3 separate regions of the Homo sapiens genome follow, and all the other regions are linked to region 2. A link is a contact called in ENCODE Hi-C or POLR2A ChIA-PET data. All regions are on one chromosome and are shown on one strand. Each heading gives the region's core, a stretch centred on a gene start or an enhancer-like site at or near the end of the contact. The rest is flanking DNA. Distances are from core to core; before and after follow the strand shown. Region 1 overlaps HLF (HLF transcription factor, PAR bZIP family member). Region 2 holds the start of TMEM100 (transmembrane protein 100). Region 3 overlaps SMIM36 (small integral membrane protein 36).

Region 1 (4,041 bases), core at 1-2,500, 440 kb after region 2:
ACCCACAGACTGGCAGGAGGCTGTATCCCAGTCCCTGAGATTTTGGGCATCCTCTATGACAAGGGAGGCCTTCCATCATGGAAGGAAGAAGCAGCCTGGCACATGCATCTAGCTGGAAAAGTTTCTGTAAGTCTTGATTGGTTGTTGCTTGGCTGGATGATACTGATGGCAAAAGTAACATTCCAAAGCAGTAAATATAAGACTCTGAATAAGGCTTGGCGCTGGGAAATCCTTATGGAATTTATGGCTTGGTGTGATGGGGAAAAAGAGTTTATTTTCAACCGTTTGTTATGAGAGGGGTCTATTTCATTGAGAAAAGAAACGTCATTATTATTCCAATAAATCTTTGTTTTCTAACCATTCAAGTCTTTCCTAAGGAAGGTTTAAAATTCCAAAACCAACTTTATTTTCAAAAGCAAGTCAAGCTTCAGGTGGCCACCTACAAGAACAGACAATAGAGGAGCTGAGGGAAGCGAGATTACCCCAAGAAATGAATTATACCACCTCTTTCTCCTAATTCCTCTTTTTGAAATTAGATATTTGTTTTACTGAAGGCAAAACAGCCAGCTTGGCCCCTGAGAAAAGTGAGATGAGAATGGGAGTAGGGGTGGAGAAAGGGGGGTACTATCGAGAGGTAAAGTACAAGGGTGGGGGGAGAAAAGAAATAAAAATAGACAAGTCAGGGAAAACCAAATGGCAAAGGTCCATTTGTTTATTTTAACAGTGTTTGCCATTCCAGGCGGCTTGCTGAAGTTCCTTCCTTCCATGGCTGGCCTTGGACCAACATTAGAAAGGTCTTAGATCTTTGGAAAGAAGATTTGGACAACAAAGTTGTTTTATCTGGGAGGGTAACTAGCTTACTCAAGAGTTCCAGGACTTTGGTTTTGATGTTATTACCTTGGCCTAAGTTTCCCTGTCCCAGGCAGTCCTGGCTCTGTTTACTGATTTTGCAAGAGAAAAGGGTGGCCCGAGGAAGGAAGGGGCTTCTCTCAGGCATCACTGCCACATTTAGCTGGATCACCTCAGTACCTGGGCACCGCGAAGAAGATGAAGACAGGCGCAAAAGTAAAACATTTTCTAAAGGTCCTATCTCTCGACACTCATAAGAGGCAAACAACACTTCTCTAACTTACTCCCCAAATAGACACCACCGTGGATGTTCTGCCAAGGAGTGATGCGAAAGTGTGTTCCGAAGTGAAATGTAAGCTTGGCCCAGTGCCCAGCTCTCTGCTGTATTTTGCACAGAGTGCTGCAGGCTGAAGGACCAAAGGAACACATTTCTCTCCACGTGACTGCAAGAGCCAGGCAGCCCAAGCAGATTTCTTTGTGTTAATAAAATGTGATCTCTAGACTGTACACACCAACAGCCCTGGAAAACGTGAGCCAGAGAGAAGGACCCAAGGAAACCCATGGCCCTGGCTGAAAAGGGACTGCAGCTGCTGGCACACTGTGTTGTATCAAGGCAGAGGCATTGCAGGCCTGGCAAATGCAAGTGAGAACACAGCCAGAGATGGAAAGACATGTCAAAGGCTCAGGGGAATGCTGCTTAAGAAATGAAAACAATCCATGGAATCCCATCAAACATGATCCTGCACAAATGTTTACTCTTTCTTGGTGGCTACAGACCAAAGTCCTCAATGGACACTCTCAAGACTTTGGATATACCTGGGATCCAAGGTACCACGTCTCAAAACTGAGACCATTCCAAATATAGCAGGAGCTTGACTCCTAGGTTAAACTGTATATCTTCTGGTCTGGTGTAAGGTGTGACTAATACACATACTTCCATACTCTCACCCCACAGGGACCCAGGCAAATGCAGTCAACTCTCTATGAACGAGGGCAGCCATGGGAGGCAATCACAGGGAACCCAAACAATCACCATGGGGTGGCCTGGACTCTGGGGAGCTTTGCTGTTGTGGGCAGTCCCTGACTCCTTGCTTCAGTGGTCTTGGTCTCCACTGGCCTCAAAAGAGATCCATTGCTCAGGGTCTCAATCTATATATATCTATATCTTGGGAAGGGAGGAGGTTCCTAGGTTGAGGAAGAAAGGGGATTAGTGGCCCCTGCTCACTGGGCCCTCTTTCAACATATGACTTAATCTCCGGACTTTCAAATTCACTGTGCCCTGTGGTCAACTTGTTCCCAATTTGAACAGGGTGTTGGGGGCAGGAGCTGAAAGGTAGCAGGAGCAGAGCACCAGGACCCAGGTAACTTCTGAACCTCTCAGGAACTGTGCTGGAGAATGCAGAAGTTTACAGGGCTAGAGGGCACCTCTGGTTGGAGAGAGTAGAAGGTCCTGGAAGAAGTCATCCCTTGGTCCCCCTCCCCTGCAGTCGCCCAGTGCCCAGGCTTCCCAACCATGGGGCAGGCAATCAGCCATCACCAGCTAATTATGGAGCAGCTGAGTTGATGAGCGACTCCCAGGCCCAGGTGAGCCTTCACCTTGGTTAATCTGCAAACCAGTTAATCAGCCTCAGGATAATTGAAAGTTAACCGTATGCAGAGCTCAAGTGCAGTTACTGGAAACAACAGGAAACAGCAGTAGCAGAGGAAGTCAGGCCCACTCTCAGTGAACTCTTTTGTAAATCCCTATAGCCAATGTTTAACCTGGAGCCCACTTCACCCTATTGCCCAACACACTCTTGGATCAAGTCCTTGTCACACAGTTACCTGGATCCCAGGGAGCACACAGTAAGTGCTCAACAAATTGCAACTGGTTGATTATTTCCCTGGTGCAGTTCATGGATTTAAAGTTAGGAGGCTGGAAGGGCTCAGAGACATTTGGCTGGCTATGTTAGAAACATACTGGGGGAGCTGCAAAAAGCACTACACTCCCCCTCAACCGTTCTTTATAGAAAGAAAAATCTGAAGAGTTCAAACCTTACCAGGAAAGCAGATCAACAGCACAAAAACGCAAAGCACGTTCCACAGCTGAGGAGAAATAAACTTCAGATTATCTGTTCCTTTAGCATGGATAACTGAGAATCACCTTCAATCCTAAACAGACTGGCAAGTTCTCCAAAGCTTCCTTAAAGAAAGTGGCTGCACTTTGATTTTGATTTCAAATATCAAGAATCGCAAGTATGGAGTGTACGGCTGACTGCCTACCGAGGACGCAGTTTCCCTGGAATCTGCAGCCATGACCTCTGGCCACAGGCAGCTTACCAGGGCCTGTGGTTTGTGGCTGCCTCTGCTGGATCAGTGGCACCTATGCCTGTGCTTTACTGGAGTATCCATGGACTTACGTGTTGGAATTACAGCTTCCCTCCACCTTGCAATTCCTGTCTCGTGACCAAGGAGCTGAATCAATAGACTTCCTTTCTTCCATACCCTCTGTTAAGCTAATCAGAATAAGCCTCCTTCAGAGAGTAAAACATTATGTGCTGGAGGCTCAGAAAACACTTTTCCAGGACATCGGAAGCAACACCGGCCTGAGTCCTTGATCTGCTGCCCAGTAGAAGGACAACTACTAAAGGATCTTCCAAACCTGCTCTGGCAGGACAGCAAACACCAGGCACCAGTACTGCCCCACCCAAGCCAAGGGCAGACATCACTAATTAATCACAGAACTCTTCACTGAGCCCAGACCGAGCCTCAGACCCTTTCAAAATGACTTCTCAGGCACCTACTAATCCATCAGAGCCAGTTGCAAGATGAAACCTACTATCACAGGCAGGTCCTACAAACCTGACTCCAGCCACCTAGAGGAGCAGCCAAAGGCCCCCTCTGGCCACTGTCCTCCTAGAAAAGTTGCCATCAAAAGAGCCAGCAGTGGGCCCTGGGGTGTTTCCTTCTGTGGGCTTTCCTTTTTTTTTTCTTTTCTTTATAAAAAAATTATTTTGTCTGGCTAGTAAACGACCACTAAGAAATCCAACCGTTGGAGCAATGATTCCAGCCAGATAATTTATTTTCAGGGTTGTTCTGGAATGCTGAACACCAGAGAGAATCTGGTGGTTTCCATTCGGCATGAAGACCATTTTTTAAGGAAGTAACTAGCTTGATTATTGTTGATTTTTTTATTCCAAAAGGTGTCAAATG
Region 2 (4,183 bases), core at 516-3,015:
CCTCAAGGGCCAGAGTTTGCAGGTGAGAAGACAGCTCTGTTAAGGAGCTTCTCAAGAACCTCCATTGTACGTAGCCAGCGGCCCCCATCTTACCATCTTCCGGGGGCAACTTTGGCAAGTTCTGAAATGCCCTGGTTCTAAGTATTCCTGACCCTCAACACCAAGTGACGGTACTCCTCAGATATGAAAGCTGTCTCTTTAGGTCTGACATTTTTAAAGTGTGAGGATCATGGTGACCAAGGCCTCCAGGTACTTGCCATGACTCCCCCAACCTCAGGGACTTTTCAACTTTATTTTTTATAAGGACATAACCCTCTCTCTGGCTTTCATTCCAGAATAAACAACTTCTGGTCCCTCTCTTTTTGTGACAAGTCATCAGGGTATTGCTACAAGGCAAGGCTGGAGAGAGTGTGCTGTGGTAGAGGAGAGGCGAGATGTTTGAGAACATCCAAGCCCTTTGCCAGCTATTAGAGAAATCTAACAATTTGAGAGAAAGATGGAAAACAAATCTCTTCCAAGAGTTAATTTGGATTTGTGGTTCACAGTATTAATTAGAAGAGGTTATTAACACTTGTGCAGATGAAAAAATGGAGGATGTAAACTTTTAACTACAGAGTGTAGGATGAGCTCCCAGTATTATCTTTTCTCCTCAAAAAGACAATCTTGGGCTTTATATGTTTCAAGGTTTTAAAAATTTCACAGTTTGTCTGTAAGAAAGCATAAACCTATAAAGTCACTTACAGGTTTATGGGGTGGGAAATAGATGTTTAACTTTATTGTTTAAGTATGATGTGTCAAGTTGTATATGTTTGAATGTTTAAAATACCTTGATCCTTAAAGTGGGCCAAGGAACAGAGGTCTCAACATAGGTAGGGAGCTTGTTACAGACTTACTGAATCAGAATCTAAATTTAACAATCTCCCCAAATGATATATATATCCATTAAAGATTAGGGTTCAAACCAAGGGTGTCTCTGTTACTGGGTGATCTTTGTTAAATTACTTAACCTCTCTGAGCCTGTTTCCTCATTTATGAACTAGTGAGAATTAACATTAATATGTGACATTTCTTAATATTGTGCCATGTCCACAGTAGGTGCTCTATAAATGGTAGCAATTATCATGATGATGATAATCTTGGTGCTGCTAAAGTTACCTCCTTGCAAAAGCAGTAAACAATCATGTTTAAATCAATATAACTGGCTTTCCCCCTTAACCACAAACATTTGTGCCTCCCACCCTCATTCCTAAATGAATTAACACTCAACAAGTGGGGTTTTAAGCTTCAGATGACTATCACGCACATATAAAGAATAATGGAAAACCTAGGAACATGGATTTTTGCTGGCTTAGAGACTGAATTCAGCTGCCTGATGACTTCACAGCTGTTTCTGCCACCCTAGAGTATCTGTCCCCTCGGCTCTGTCCCCTCAGCCGGGTCTGCAACGCTGACTCTGGGATTTTCTTATAAAAATGCCTGATGGACGGGAGGAAGATCTGGAGGTCGGCGGGGGAAAAAATGAGTCATTCAAATTCACAAAGCAGTCCGCTTAGTAAATGCTGCAAGAGAAAAAGTAAAAGCTGGCTCCTGTCTCTGGGGAATCTGTAGAAATGATTCGGACTCATCATGTCACTGAGCAAAGCTGGGGGAAGCCAAAACTCAGAATCTGCTGGCAAGGAAAAGAACGAAGGAAAAAAAAAAATGTTAGGGAGGGGCAAACCCGAGGGGGAGGGAATAAAAAGAGAGAGGGAGGGAAAGACAAGCGTCATTTAGGAACAGAGGTAGCCTGAAAGAAGCAGGAACTCCAGGATCCCAAACCAGAGCAGACCCTATAGTAAAGTATTTTTACATCTTTTCCTTTCCCCAGAAGAGATCCCTAACCTATTGTTTTATTGACAGCCTTGCTGTTAGAGGCTCTTTCCCAGAAGTTGGACGAAGAGGCTCAGGCGTTGCTGTTTCTTGTCTTCCAAGTCAAGTGGTTACTCTGGTAATGGATTGCCTCTCTCCGAGGTGAGTGTAAGTAATTTGGGGACAGATCTTGATTTTCAGGTTAGCTCAATCTCAGCTTTGGGGTGAAGTTATTTTTTTCAGACATAATCTCAAATATCTTTTAACTGGCCTCACCAGAAGTTAGGGTGTCATTGGACAACAGTGATTAATTAGTTTGGTGATTAAAAATGACATGTGAGTAGGCAGCTCTAAGATTTAGTTTCATTGCTCAGGGAGTGATATTTTGACTTTCCAGAGCAGGGAAGAACCAGTGAGGTTTGATTTGGAGTTGAATTTGTTTTCAGTGGATGCTTAATATATTTAAAGTATGAATCTCATTGAAATGGTCTCAAGTATCTTTCTTTAAACTTGTTCGGTAACTACAACTGCTCAACTGTGTAGCAGCTAGACAGCTTTTTGAGAATGGAAGACAGTGACTCAACCATGTCTGAGCAGCAGACAAGTTTTCACTGATTTCTCATAGACAGCATTTCAACCAGATACTTTTGATCAAAAGTCTCAAGCTTTGTCCTGAAATGTTCAGGTACGAAATACTTAGAAAGGGTCATTGCAGCAAGTTTTATACACAAAGGCATGGAGGAAAATGAAGGTTGTGAAAGTTTCCTGAAAACCTAGCATGCTTATTTGTTTCTGCATGTTGTAGTATACATAATATCGAAATTTTGTGTTGAGCTTAATAGAAAATTTGTGAATTGACAGCTAATTACTCAAATAATTGATTTTATTTTGCCAAGAGAAAGCACAAAATTATATCCTATGAAGGGGTTGAATTTTTTTTTCTTATTTTTTCTCTTTTATAGCAGATTGGAAGATATTGTTACACTTCAGACCACAAATCCCCACCTCATTTTCAATGAATTTTTTGCTGAACTGTCCACCTAAAGTGGGTAATAAAAAGATCCCAGGGAGCAGGTTGCACTGTGTTTAATAGTAACACAATAAAGATTTGTTGGCTGTCATTCAATGGAGAAGAACATCATTTGTTGCTGGCCACTTGCCTTGACATTGATTTTGTGGGCAGCCAATGGGTGATAGTTTGCAAAGAATGCATGTTATGCCCAGCAAGATTGGCGGAGTCTGAGTTGCTGTAAGTTCTGGGATTAATGGTACGAAATATTGTTTGTAATGTATTCTCCTCTTGAATGAGACCATCTTTGGATTAGGATTCAGGCATTTCTGTGTATTCAGAGGAAGGAGAAGCAATAGACAAAGCAGAAAAGCTTGTAAAACTTTTGTAGACCGCCAGGGTATATTAAACACTGTAAGTGCTTCCTGCTTTTTCTGTCTTCCCTTCATATGCATCTGCTTCATCTTATTTTTTGCCTAAATGCAAAGAGAATGCAACCAATTCAAAAAAAGAGTAAAGTTGCTTTTCACATGGATCTGTGCCTCCTAGAAAGGAGGTGCCTCCCCAGCTTTTCATTTCTGCTTACAGGGTGTACATTCTGATACATGTAGCTGACATCTCCTGTTATCTTCACAGCTTTCACCCTGGTGAGACTGTCCAGATCTAGTCTGTAAACCCAGCTTAGAAGCACTGTTGTAAAAATGACTGAAGAGCCCATCAAGGAGATCCTGGGAGCCCCAAAGGCTCACATGGCAGCGACGATGGAGAAGAGCCCCAAGAGTGAAGTTGTGATCACCACAGTCCCTCTGGTCAGTGAGATTCAGTTGATGGCTGCTACAGGGGGTACCGAGCTCTCCTGCTACCGCTGCATCATCCCCTTTGCTGTGGTTGTCTTCATCGCCGGCATCGTGGTCACCGCGGTGGCTTACAGCTTCAATTCCCATGGGTCTATTATCTCCATCTTTGGCCTGGTTGTTCTGTCATCTGGACTTTTTTTACTAGCCTCCAGTGCCTTGTGCTGGAAAGTGAGACAAAGGAGCAAGAAAGCCAAGAGACGGGAGAGTCAAACAGCTCTCGTGGCAAATCAGAGAAGCTTGTTTGCTTGAGACTGAATACGACCAAATGGGCCATTGGGCCTGGAAAACGTGCTCTGACTTTGTCACCCAATTCACCCAGAACCATGGTGGGAGAGAACAGACTTGGCGTTGGAGCAGACTGGAAGAATGGGGGTGGGAGGGTGGAGGGGCTTCTCCTTTGTGAGGAATGACTCATGTCTTCTTTAACGACAAACTTAACCCTAAGGGCTACTTCTGAGACTGAAAAATC
Region 3 (3,923 bases), core at 375-2,874, 270 kb after region 2:
TAATCTTGGGCCCTTAAACAGACTGTTTAACAATCACATTGTCCTTGAATGCCCATATCTCTAAATTAATTTGCGGAAAATTAGGGCTCAGGGCTTTCTTCAGATTCTCAAAGGCATCTGTGGCCTTAAGAAATTTAGGGATCACTGTCCTGGTTGTGCAATAAGTCATATGGAAGAATTGATGGATAGGTTTGTCTACTGTGGGAAAAAAGATGGAATGATAAATTGTTAAAGGTGAATTGGTACTTAAAAATCATCTAATCTGAATCAGACTTCTGTGCTTTACAGATGAGAAAACTGAGGCACAGCAGGGAAAGGTGACTTGCCCCTAGTACAGGAGACAATTAAGAATGGGCCGTAGCCCTCATTCTGGAACTATGGATGTGACTTGTATAGGGAAAATTAACTGCCATAAAACAATTACAGGAGAAGAAGCAAAAGAGTCCCTTTGCTTGGGAGGAACAAGAAAAGACCTGATGAGGGATATGGACTTTGAAACAGTTTCAAATGATCCTTTTTTTTTTTTTTTTTTTTTTTTTTTTTGAGACAGTTTTGCACTTGTTGCCCAGGCTGGAGTGCAATGGTGCGGTCTTGGCTCACTGCAACCTCCGCCTCCTGGGGTCAAGCTTTTCTCCCACCTCAGCCTCCCAGGTAGCTGGGATTACAGGTGCGTCCTACCACACTCAGCTAATTTTTGTATTTTTAGTAGAAACAGGGTTTCACCGTGTTGGCCAGGCTGGTCTCAAACTCTTGACCTCAAATGATCCATGTGCCTCGGCCTCCCAAAGTGCTGGGATTACAGGTGTGAGCCACCGCACCCAGCATGTTTTTTTTGTTTTTGTTTGTTTGTTTGTTTGTTTTTGTTTTTGAAACAGCTCTCCTTCTGTCACCCAGGCTGGAGTGCAGTGGCATGATCACAGCTCACTGCAGCCCGAACCTCCCGAATTCAAGCAATCCTCCCACTTCAGCCTTCCTGGAGTTGCTGAAACCACAGGCATGCTCCACCATGACTGGCTAATTTTTTTGATTTTTCGTAGAGACGAGGTCTCACTATGTTGCCCAAGCAGGTCCCAAACTCCTGGGCTCAACTGATCCTCCCACCTTGGCCTCCCAAGTTGCTGAGATTATAGGCATGAGCCACTGCACCCAGTCTCAAATGATATTAATAGATTTTAAGCGATTACGGAAGGCTAAGGTGACAGTGGATGGAATATGAGTGTCATCTAGGGAGAAAAAGCACAAAGCTAAGAATGTATGAATCCTGTTTGAACAACAGTGTGGGGAGGGGGGCAGCGTGGGGGTGGTGGGAGAGGAATAGAAGGAGATGAAATGAGGCCAGAGAGATAGGTGGCAATCCTGTTGCGAAAGGCATCGGAGACCAGATGAGGATTTACACTCTATACACAACACGGGTTAAAGAATCCACAAGCTACCATGTATTCCCTATCATATTTCCAAAGCCTTCTTTAAATGCTTGCACTTACTCAGCATTGGCAAACACTCATAAACACTGCTGGTGGGCTGTAAATCAGTACAACCTCTCCAGAGGGAAATTTGGAAATCAGTATCAAAATGCTTTGAAAAGGGCATAGCTTTTGACTGAGCAATGTCTCTTCCAGGAATTTATTCTAAGTAAACAATAATGAATGTGCACAGATAGTTCTCTCTAAGACTATCCATTGCAGTGTTTGTTCTAGTAATGAATAATGCAAAATTGCCTAATGCCCACACATAGGGAATACATTAAATTATGGTATCTCTTCACGATGAAAAAAAATATGGTCATTAAATCTCATGTTGTAGAACAGTAGTCACTGGCATGGGAAAATATTTATGATGCATCGTGAAGATTTTAAATTTGTTTTGATTATTTTACCTTCTGTATTATGTTTTCCTCAAATAAGAAGCCAGAGGTTTTAAACTTGCCTGTGCAAGTTTATCTTGCTTTATTTCACTAAAAATGTATTGTAAGCATAGAAAGCCCATAACACACTTTTTTAAAGCAAGTTTCACAGCAGTACGTATACTATCATCATTAATGTAAAAGGCGTGTAAATACATGTATATAGACTCAAAGGATACTCATTAAAATGTTAATGAGTGGTTATCCCCAGTTGTTAAATTAACATTAAAAATTTTTACTTTCTGTTGATCTATGTTTTCTAGGTCTTAAAAAATAACGTGTGATCCTTTTAAAAGCAAAACAATACAGGTATTCGTTTTGTGAGTTTTTTAACGGTAATCCCTGCAGCTTTTTTATTTTTTAGTGAGGAGGTAAATCCAGCCAGGATGATTGCTGACCTCAGCGGTTCTTTCTCTTTTGTAATGCACATCAAAATGCTACAGGACACTTTCCTTTCTCAGTTTTTCCTATCTTATTTTGAAAGCTTGTTTTGTCTGAGATAATTTATTTGGGGGCTTCATTTATCTCTTAACATTTCCTCCTTTTTAATAAACATCTTTCTAAACCCACTTTTTAAATATGAATATTCCAAAGACTCACACCAAACACCTACTTAAAACCAACTTCCTAGGAAAGTTACTTCTGGTTTTGTCAACAGTTCCATCGCTGCCCAGCTGACACTGGTGGTCAGCTGCTAATGACCCTTCCGCTGGAGAGAAGAGGAAGTGGGCTTGGCTCTAACTTGCCCTGATCCCCTTCCAGCCTGACATTTCTATGCACAGAGAACTAATGGAGTCAGACCAGACTGCAAATTCCCATGCTGCCATGCAGGTAGATATTTCCTAGAGAATCAGAGAGTTCTGCTACTAATCCTCAAAAGGGGAAAACACTAAGTTATTTCAGACATCACCCAATGAAGATCTATCCCACTGCCCTACTTAGTCTTGACCCAACTACTCTAAATATCTATTTTACTGTTAAAACCTGGGAATCTCCCATTAATAGTAGAACTAATAAATAAATTGTGGTGTATTCCTACCTGCAGGGGTGGGAGGGAACAGTAGGGGCTTCCAGGGGATCTGGTAATGTTCTGATTCTTGTTCTCAGTGCTAGTTATTAGCGTGTGTTCAACTTCTAAGAATCCACTCTATGTACACCAATGATATGTGCACTTTTGGCATATATGTTATACTTGAATAAAAAGTTTAAAAATACACTATTATTTTTAAAAACAACCTGGAAATCGTTACTGCCATTCCCAGAACAAAGATCCTGGTATATTTTATTTGGATCAGTGCTGAACTTGCCAAGAAACCTATGGGATGATTTATATGGTTTGCAGGCCTTTAAACGTGAAAGGAAGGCAGAAGAGTAGAAAACAGGAGTAACCTAAATGCTTCAAAACCTAACTGCATGGGTTCACTTTTTATTTATTTATTTATTTACTTACTTATTTATGTCACCCAGGCTGGGGTACAGCGGCTTGATCATAGCTCACTGCAGCCTCAAACTCCTGGGCTCAAGCCATCTTCCCGCCTCAGTCTTGCAAGTGGCTTGGGACTACAGGTGTTTACCACCAGGCCTGGCTAATTTAAAAATTTTGTTGTGTGTTGGGGATAGAGTGTCATTATGTTGTCCAGGCTGGCCTTGAACTCCTGGGCTCAAGTGATCTTTCTGCCTCAGCCTCCCTAAGTGCTGGGATTATGGGCATGAGCCAACCACACCCAGCCCGTGGTCTCACATTCTAAGGAACTGCCCAGGTGGTGTACTTCAGAGAAAAGGATGTGGTAAGAGTGTCCAAACACAGCCACCCATTCCTAGCCCTCCCTATGGAGACTTAGATCACTGAGCATCTTACTTCCCTCTCTATCAAAGTGTTGGGTTTTTAAAAAATTTATTTAGTGAGTGTTGACCTAATGGCTTTGTTGTCACTGGAATTATATGTCTAAGGAAAGACACAATTTACAGAGGAGGAGAGTACCCAAAATATACAGCAACGACTGACAGCATTATTTTTTCT

What was found. A loop is a pair of places that touch in the nucleus more often than their neighbours do. ChIA-PET counts read pairs that join two places held with the same protein, here RNA polymerase II (POLR2A). Pooled maps may share reads with other maps.
Region 1: a map of heart right ventricle shows a loop between it and region 2 (3-fold over the local background). The contact joins the enhancer-like site here to the promoter of TMEM100 in region 2. A Hi-C loop is called at or near these places in 4 of 168 maps with a recorded cell type or tissue (Right ventricle myocardium inferior, ascending aorta, heart right ventricle and 1 more) and 12 of 50 pooled maps.
Region 3: a loop to region 2 is called in a pooled map, with 1.9 times the contacts of the local background. The contact joins the enhancer-like site here to the promoter of TMEM100 in region 2. A Hi-C loop is called at or near these places in 1 of 168 maps with a recorded cell type or tissue (K562) and 10 of 50 pooled maps. POLR2A ChIA-PET finds 5 or more read pairs at or near these places in 3 of 52 experiments (A549, WTC11 and activated T-cell).

What each region holds. Positions count from the first base shown.
Region 1 is chr17:55,282,905-55,286,945 of GRCh38, reverse strand. The region is part of intron 2 of HLF (HLF transcription factor, PAR bZIP family member); the gene reads right to left. Among named protein-coding and RNA genes, the nearest start is that of HLF, 20 kb to the right of the region's middle. RefSeq lists an enhancer at 408-2,844. Within about 2 kb of position 1,250, at least 24 of the 41 ENCODE cell types and tissues checked have a DNase peak (open chromatin) inside an H3K27ac peak, as active enhancers do; they include ascending aorta, heart right ventricle and sigmoid colon, where a contact is called at or near this core.
Region 2 is chr17:55,720,446-55,724,628 of GRCh38, reverse strand. It overlaps TMEM100 (transmembrane protein 100), which reads left to right and starts at 1,765. Exons shown (of 2, transcript NM_018286.3): 1 at 1,765-2,010; 2 at 3,494-4,183. The coding sequence starts at 3,559. The coding sequence ends at 3,963.
Region 3 is chr17:55,452,737-55,456,659 of GRCh38, reverse strand. The region is part of intron 4 of SMIM36 (small integral membrane protein 36); the gene reads left to right. Among named protein-coding and RNA genes, the nearest start is that of MMD, 33 kb to the right of the region's middle. Within about 2 kb of position 1,624, at least 3 of the 41 ENCODE cell types and tissues checked have a DNase peak (open chromatin) inside an H3K27ac peak, as active enhancers do.